Linked DNA regions of Homo sapiens: regions 1 and 3 are each linked to region 2. The links are chromatin contacts, found by Hi-C or POLR2A ChIA-PET in ENCODE. All regions are on one chromosome and are shown on one strand. The core of a region is the stretch at or near the end of the contact, and the rest is flanking DNA. Distances in the headings are between cores, read along the strand shown.

Region 1 (2,700 bases), core at 84-2,583, 980 kb before region 2:
GCTTGGCAGCCCTCTGCGGGCGCCCGGATGGCCTCTGGCCTTGGTGACGGTGAGGCCCAGCTCCCCTCAGTTCCCAGCCTTCCCGGAACCCCTTGCCTAACATCCTGTGTGGTAATCATGCCTGTTGGCCCCATTCAGTCCTGCCGGCCACTGCCAAGTTGCCACTGCTAGTTCCAGACGCTCCCACCTCTAATGGAACCATCGGGAAATAAAAAGCTGCAGCACAGTTTCTCTCTCAGGTCAGAATCTCCTCCCAGCACTTTGGGAGGCCAACGTGGGAGAATCACTTGGGCCCAGGAGTTCGAGACCAGCCTGGGCAACAAAGTGAGACCCCGTCTCTACAAAAAGTTGAAAAATTAGTCAGGAGTGGTGGCGAACATCTGTGATCCCAGTTACTTGGGAGGCTGAGGCGGGAGGATCACTTGAGCCTGGGAGGCGGAGGCTGCAGTGAGCTGTGATAGCGCCACTGCACTCCAGCATGGGTGACAGAGCGAGACCCTGTCTCAAAAAAAAAAAAAAAAAAAAAAAAGAAAAAAAGAAAAGAAAAGAAAGAAAAAAGAAAAAGTGGGGAGCAGGTTGGGGAGCATGGTGAGGGCCACCTACTGCCTGATAATGGTGGGGGACAGGAAGGGGACTGAGTGCTCTGAGAGGCAGCTGATCCCGTTTTCTCACTTAAATACCTCTCACCCTACAGAGAAGCCCTGATTCCATTTGCTGTCTTTCTTAGCAATGTCTTAGCAAAAGTCTTCTATTTGCCACACGGGTCCAAGCTTCCGCTTACTAAGCACCCAAGTGCCAGACAACCCCGGAGGCAGGTACTCCCATTGTCCCCACTGTACAGATGAAGAAACTGAACTCAGGGTCACACAAGTGATAAGGGGTGGCAGAGATCTGAAGCTGTGCGCGGAGGCGTGGCCAGCGTGTGCGCTCCGACTTCTAAATCCCTACTCTGGATATTGAAGACGGGAAAGACCGAGCCGCTCATTCTACAGATGGGGAAAAGCGAGGCCTGAGGAGTCCCAGAGCGGGTGCCAGATCGTAGGGAGCAGCCAGCACCCCGGGTCCCCTCCACGACACAACCACGTCCCTCGGCCACTTCTGGGTCCCGCGCGCGTCTCGGACGCGGCAGGACAGCTCTAGGACGCACGGCCACCAGGGGGCCGAAGGGAAGGGCGGGGGCGGAGGCTCGGAGCTGACCCACCGCCTCGCCCCGGAAGCTCCGAGGCCCCGCCCCGGCGGCCGCCAGCGGAGGGCGTGGCCTCGCCGGCGCCCCCGCCCCGCCCCCGCCCCCGCCGCGCGCGCCCCCGCCGCGCGCGCCCCCGGCCCGGGCCCCAGTCTTGCTGAGCGCAAGGCGGTGGAGGCCTGAGGCCTGAGGCCTGGGGCGGGGTGGCGGCCGGGCTGGCCTTGGCCTCGCGCCTTCCCCTGCGGCCGCCGCGGGCTCCGCGGGCGGTATCGGAGTGTCGTGCGGCGCGTGGCCGCGTGACACGCGCACTTGTCGGAGTGACGGGCCCTGCGGAAGAGGAGGTGCGGCCCAGGGCGCAGGGGAGCCCTCGGGAGCGGGCCCGGCCCTCAGCGCCGCCCCGGCCGTGTCCCGGAGGAGCGGCCTGCGCCGCCGCGCGAGAGGAAGTAAGCGCCCCCCGCCGGCCCCGCCGCCGCCCCGGCCCCGGCGCCTCCAACCCGCGCTGCCGCCGGGCCCGAGGCCGCGCCGAGCCCCGGAGCCTGCGCTGCCAGCCCCACGGAGCCTGGGGCTGGCGGCTTTGGAACTGCTCAGGAGGCGGCCAGGCTCCCTCCAGGGTCGCCCCGAGCGGCCGAGCTGTCCTTTCCCTGGGCTTCCCGGAACTGAGTTCCAGGAGAGGGGGAACTCCGAGATTTCCCCCGGGACCTGCTTAATCTTTGGCATTGATTGGCCCTCGGGTTTCACATAGCGTTTCCCGTACCCGGATCTAGTGAACGGTTTTCCAGGGGCAAACCTCTCTGGATCTCTGAAAATCAGCTCACCCAACCTTGAATGCTTAGCCAGAAGTGAGAACTTCTGGAAAGAAGTGTCCTTGCCCACTCCCCCTGCACCCACAACAGGCCCATGGCTCATGAAAGGCAGCAGATGAGGGAAAACTGGTGTCAAATGGGCATATTTTTTATTTTATCTTTTTACTTTTTTATATAAAAGTAAAAAATCTTTTACTTATAAAAGATGGGGTCTTGCTTGGTTGCCCAGGCTGGAGTACAGTGGCACAAACACGGTTCCCTGCAGCCTCCACCTCTTGGGCTCAGGCCATCGTCCTGCCTCAGCCTCCGGGGTAGCTGGGACCACAGGCGCACACCACCACGCCTGGCTAATTTTTAAACCTTTTGTAGAGACAGTGGTCTCACTATGTTGCCCTGGCTGGTCTCGAACTCCTGGGCTCAAGCGATCCTCCTGCTTAAGCCTTACGAAGTGTTGGGATTACAGGTGTGAAGCACCACGCCCAGACAGCGTATTTTAAATTATGCATCATATCCCTTTAATTTTTCATCATTATGATTGGAAGATCATGAAAAGCTGTCTGAGTTTTTCCTTGGCATTTTTCTGTGGTTGATGGTTAGTTGTTGCCCAAGCTGGAGTGCAATGGCGCGATCTCGGCCCACTGCAACCTTCTCCTCCTGGTTCAAGCGATTCTTCCACCTCAGCCTCCTGAGTGGCTGGGATTACAGGCGCGTGCC
Region 2 (2,700 bases), core at 201-2,700:
GAGGCAGGAGAATCGCTTGAACCTGGGAGGCGGAGGTTGCAGAGATTTGACATCGTGCCACTGAGCTCAGCCTGGGCGAGAGTAAAACTCTGTCTCAAAACAAAACAAAAAAATTTTTCTTTCTAGGCATGCCTCTCATTCAAACAGCTTTTAAAAAGTCTCTTGCTTGTTTCATTATTATGAATTTTACGCCTATTTTAAAGCTATACGGTTTCACTGCTGTATGCTTTAGTGTAAGCTATGTCAAATCCTTTTGCAGGTAGGTGGAGCTTAAATTCTATAAAATGAGACGTGATCAATAAAAGCGGATGAAGAGTCTGAGGACTTGAGTGGTGGTGGAGATTTTCCAGAATTATTAGTGTAGAAAATTAATTTCGATGTTTTAGTGCATATGCTTGTACATAATACCTTTTACTCACAATAATACTGTATTTAATTCAGGGGAAGACATGTGATTTTACTTTCAATGTCTGCTAGTAAATAAAAATAATTCACAACCTTATAAAGTAATAGTGCTCGGCCTGGGCCTGATAATTGAATATATTATCACTGAAGATTATATTTTGTTAAGTACTGAATTGAACAGTTTCTGAACAGTGAGATTTTTCTTTCCAGCTGAATCTAAATCTGATTTTAAAGAAATCACTGCTCGTGCTTTTGTGTCCTCCGGGTTTCTAACTTCCACTCTCCCTCCTTCAAGGGCATCTCCCAGAAGGGGGCTGGGCTCGTTAACTCAGGGACGGTGCAAAGCGTTTGTTCCTCTCCTCACAGCCCTTCCGCGGTCTCCCAAGGAGACAAGTGGAATGCCCACCAAGTCATGCTTTTCCATTACTCATTCCGCCTTCTCTCCCGAGGTGGCGCGTGGGAGGTGTTTTGCTCGGGTTCTGTAAGAATAGGCCAGGCAGCTTCCCGCGGGATGCGCTCATCCCCTCTCGGGGTTCCGCTCCCACCGCGCCGCGTTCGGCCGGTTCCGCCTGCGAGATGTTTTCCGACGGACAATGATTCCACTCTCGGCGCCTCCCATGTTGATCCCAGCTCCTCTGCGGGCGTCAGGACCCCTGGGCCCCGCCCCGCTCCACTCAGTCAATCTTTTGTCCCCGTATAAGGCGGATTATCGGGGTGGCTGGGGGCGGCTGATTCCGACGAATGCCCTTGGGGGTCACCCGGGAGGGAACTCCGGGCTCCGGCTTTGGCCAGCCCGCACCCCTGGTTGAGCCGGCCCGAGGGCCACCAGGGGGCGCTCGATGTTCCTGCAGCCCCCCGCAGCAGCCCCACTCCCCGGCTCACCCTACGATTGGCTGGCCGCCCCGAGCTCTGTGCTGTGATTGGTCACAGCCCGTGTCCGTCGCGGGCGCCGGGGCGGATACGAGGTGACGCGCAGAGGCCCAGCTCGGGGCGGTGTCCCGCGCCGGCGACTGCGGGCGGAGTTTCGCGAGGGCCGAAGCGGGGCAGTGTGACGGCAGCGGTCCTGGGAGGCGCCCGCGCGCGTCGGAGCAGCTCCCCGTCCTCCGCAGCCGTCACCGCCGGCCGTCGCCGCGCCCTGGCCTCCCGCACTCGCGCACTCCTGTCCGCCGCCCACCGCCCACCTCCCACCTCGATGCGGTGCCGGGCTGCTGCGTGATGGGGCTGCGGAGCGGCGCCCTGCGGCTCGCGGCGGCCGCTGCTCGCGCTGAGGTGCGTCGGTGCCCGGCCCCCCGCGCCCCCGCGCGCCGCGGCTCCTGTTGACCCGGTCCGCCCGTCGGTCTGCAGCGCGGCTGAGGTAAGGCGGCGGGGCTGGCCGCGGTTGGCGCCGCGGTCGCGGGGTTGGGGAGGGGGCCGCTTCCGCGGGGAGGAGCGGCCGGGCCGGGGTCCGGGCGGGGTCTGAGGGGAGGTAGCGCGGGACGGGCGCCGGGTGCGGGAGCCTCGCCCTCGGGGGAGGGGACCCCTCCCTAGGCCAGCAGCGAGTCCCGGGCCGGCGTCCAGCGGTCGGCTGGGGCCCCCGCAGTGCCCTGCACCGGCCCTCCGTTTCCCCCGCGCTGCCAGGCCCCGGCTGTGCCCAGCGCTCTCCAGACCCGCCGCTGCCTGGCCGTTCCCTGGGCTCCGCGCACGTTGCAGCCCGGGGGGCGGCTGTGCTTCGTTTGAAGCCATCGTTTCTCATTTTCCCTCTCCCCTTTCCTCCTTTGTGGTGGGCATCGGGCTTCGGCTGGGAATGTGGTTATGCCCTTTGCCAGATGGCGATAGGAAAGGTCATCGCTTGGCGCTGGGGGAGCCGAGGGCTCGAGGCCTGGAAAGAGGGGTGCGATAGGAAGGGAGGGGGCTTGTTGGATGCTGGCCAGGTGTGAGGAAGGCTGGTGTGGTCTCGGCATTCAGCCGACTGGGATTACTCGGGCAGCCATATTGGGAGGATGATCTGACAAATCCTTTAGGAGCCAAGTCCAGTTGTTGGAAGGCACCGAGTGACAGCCCTGGCAGCTTTCAGGGTGACTGGCCAGACCAGAAGCCAAGTTGTGGGGGTTGGGAGGCTGCTTGAGCAAGCTAGTCATTGTTCATGCAACACAAAACATTCCCGCCCCTAACGCCAGAATGGAGCTTCCAGATCCCTTTTTTTTTTTTTCCTTGATTGCTAAATGAGCTTCCAAGGTAAACTGCCTTCAAGATTCCATTCTTGTTGGGGTGAAATTCCGTGTTTCTCTATTCATCTTCTGCGTCCAGTGCGGGGGC
Region 3 (2,700 bases), core at 115-2,614, 560 kb before region 2:
ATACCGCCCGGGTGCCTGACGGTGCCTTGGTGTTCTTGACAATTGAATGGTACCATCGGGACATTACTCCCCAAAGAACTGGTCGTTCTTACCTAGGTGATTTCAGCTGGACAACTGTAGGAGCTGAGTGGTGTTGTCTTCATTTTACAGTTAAGGAAACGAAGGCTCAGAAAAGTTAAATAACTCACCAACCCACACAGTTTACAAGTAGTTTCTCCAGGATCCCAGCTCTTTCCGACGCCAGCGCGTTTAATCATCTGGGGGTGCCGTTGCTTGCGGGGGAAGGAGAATGTCCTAGTAATTCTCTTGGGGGGGATTTGGAGGGGACGACTGTTCAGAGAGGCACCCTCTAAGATACCCTTGAGACTCCTCTGTAACACCCGCTGCTGCTGTTCACACCCCCTCCCCAATTTGATTGATGTGTTGAGTGGGGCGGAAGGTTCTTTTGGTTGATGAGGCTGCGACCAAACGCAAGGAGATATAAATAGAGCTTTCTCTTTGGCTCTCTCTAGAGCAGAAATGCCAACCCCTTAGCATTTCCATGGCCTGCTGGAGTTTCATTTCTTGATATTAGGATTCCAGCCATCTTGGCTGGTGAGAGGCCTGCTGGCGGCTTCCTGGGCTTGGTCCTCTTTTGGTGCTTTCACAGAATGATGGAAGACACTGGAGTGGGCTGGAGGAGTGCTCTTAAAACCCAGTTGTGGCTGAGAGCGGTAGCTCATACCTGTCATCCCAGTGCTTTGGGAGGCCCAGACGGGAGGATCACTTGAAGCCAGGAGTTCAAGGTTGCAGTAAGCTATTACAGTGCCACTGCGCTCCAGCCTGGGTGACAGAGCAAGAGCCCATCTCTGAGAAACATAATACAACAACCCAGTTGCCTGCTCCAGAGACAACTAAGCTAGCCTCCTTCTGAGCCCCACTTCCCCCGCCCTTCAGCCCCTGTTCAGAAACAGACTACATTGGCCACACTACTCACTTAGATGTTTCTGGAATTAGGGCACGTGCCCCAGAGGTACTCCCGACCACGCAGATGTCCCCTTCTGGCAGGAAAAGCGCGTTTCTGCGTTTCTGCAGCCTCAGTCCACGCCGCCAGGTCTTTGCACTAAGCTGTGGGCTCCGTTTCTCCTCCGATACCATGTTTAGCAAGTGTTTCCTGAGATCACACGGGGTGCCAGGGGCTGTGCTAAGAACAGGGCAGGCAGACTGGGAGGGCATCAGCCCCTGGGGGGCTTACAGGACAGACAGTCCACCAATGGTTGTGCGAAAGCCAGCCCGCTTTCGCACAACTGTCCGATGGAATTCATGGAGGTGGGAGTGGGGATGGTGAGAGTCGGTTCCTGCTTCATCTTGTTTTACTTAAATTGCACAGTGAAAGGGAGAAGTGAATGTGCAACGGATGAAGCAATTCCCCTTTGGCTGGGTTATTTTCAAAACCATTTTTGTGTAGAGAGCAGTTCCCGCCCTCCCTGAGGCCAGCTGCCGGTGTGGGCCTGATGGTGGGGTTTGGGGCCCCAGCAAATGTTTCCTTAACGTGGGACCTTCAGAAGGCTCTTTCAGGCTGGGCGCGGTGGCTCACGCCTGTAATTCCAGCACTTTGGGAGGCCGAGGTGGGCGGATCACTTGAGGTCAGGAGTTCAAGACCATCTTGGCCAACATGGTGAATATCTGTCTCTACGAAAAATGCAAAAAAAAAAAATTAGCTGGGCGTGGTGATGAGCACCTGTAATCCCAGCTACTTGGGAGGTGGAGGCAGGAGAATCGCTTCAATCCGGGAGGTGGAGGTTGCAGTGTGCTGAGATTGTGCCACTGCACTCCAGCCTGGGCAACAGAGTGAGACTACATTTCAAAAAAAAAAAAAAGAAAAAAAAGCTCTTTCAGCCAGGAGGGTGGCTTCAGCTACTCCCCAGGGGACAAGTGTGTTTTTCAGCAAAGCTGTTAGAGAAGATGGTCTAGAAGCAGTACCCCGGGATGGAGGAGACAAGGAAGGGCCCTATCCACTGGAGGATGGCAGAGCCTGGCTTGTTTGAAAGGGAGGAAAATATTGTCATCTTGGTACCGGTGACAGTGTTTCATAAATAGCGAAGGTGGCAAAACGCCACCTCTCTCCCTACAGTTAACGCTAAGACTGAGTTGTCTTTAGTTTGGTTGGTGGAAATCCCCGGCAATCATAGCAGAAATGCTGCCAGTTTCAAGATGGAAAAAATAAAAAACCCAGGAACCCCCCGCCCCCCCCCCTTTTTTATTGCAGCTAAACACTGTGACTTGCTGTGGGTCCTACCAAAATAACGGCCATTCTCCCCTCCCTGAGGGCCAGCACAGTCCCTAGGGCCTGTGAAAGTTCCCCTTCCAGCTGCACTGGCTGGATATGCGTGAAACTCCCCTCCCTCCCCAGAAGTCACAACCTTACCACCTCGGATAAGGGTCAGGGCTCCTGGAAATGGGTCCCTTTTCCTATTACTTTCTTTCTTTTTTCTTCTTTTTTTTTTTTTTTTTTGAGACGGAGTCTCGCTTTGTCGCCCAGGCTGGAGTGCAATGGTGTGATCTCGGCCCACTGCAACCTCTGCCTCCAGGTTCAAGCGATTCTCCCACCTCAGCCTCCTGAGTAGCTGGAATTACAGATGTGCGCCACTATGGCCAGCTATTTTTAGTATTTTTAGCAGTGACGGTGTTTTGCCATGTTGGCCAGGCTGGTCTCGAACT

What was found. A loop is a pair of places that touch in the nucleus more often than their neighbours do. ChIA-PET counts read pairs that join two places held with the same protein, here RNA polymerase II (POLR2A). Pooled maps may share reads with other maps.
Region 1: a pooled map shows a loop between it and region 2 (7-fold over the local background). The contact joins the promoter of H6PD here to the promoter of KIF1B in region 2. A Hi-C loop is called at or near these places in 10 of 50 pooled maps. POLR2A ChIA-PET finds 5 or more read pairs at or near these places in 2 of 52 experiments (GM12878 and RWPE1).
Region 3: a pooled map shows a loop between it and region 2 (5-fold over the local background). The contact joins the promoter of PIK3CD-AS1 here to the promoter of KIF1B in region 2. A Hi-C loop is called at or near these places in 2 of 50 pooled maps. POLR2A ChIA-PET finds 5 or more read pairs at or near these places in 5 of 52 experiments (A673, GM12878, Panc1 and 2 more).

The regions. Positions count from the first base shown.
Region 1 is chr1:9,233,441-9,236,140 of GRCh38, forward strand. It overlaps H6PD (hexose-6-phosphate dehydrogenase/glucose 1-dehydrogenase), which reads left to right and starts at 1,334. Exons shown (of 5, transcript NM_004285.4): 1 at 1,334-1,626. RefSeq lists a silencer at 1,187-1,746.
Region 2 is chr1:10,209,120-10,211,819 of GRCh38, forward strand. It overlaps KIF1B (kinesin family member 1B), which reads left to right and starts at 1,451. Exons shown (of 49, transcript NM_001365951.3): 1 at 1,451-1,759. RefSeq lists silencers at 672-966, 1,053-1,132, 1,163-1,682 and an enhancer at 2,584-2,700.
Region 3 is chr1:9,653,222-9,655,921 of GRCh38, forward strand. It overlaps PIK3CD-AS1 (PIK3CD antisense RNA 1), which reads right to left and starts at 1,365. Exons shown (of 2, transcript NR_027045.1): 1 at 977-1,365; 2 at 1-822. The region is part of intron 1 of PIK3CD (phosphatidylinositol-4,5-bisphosphate 3-kinase catalytic subunit delta); the gene reads left to right. RefSeq lists an enhancer at 703-752.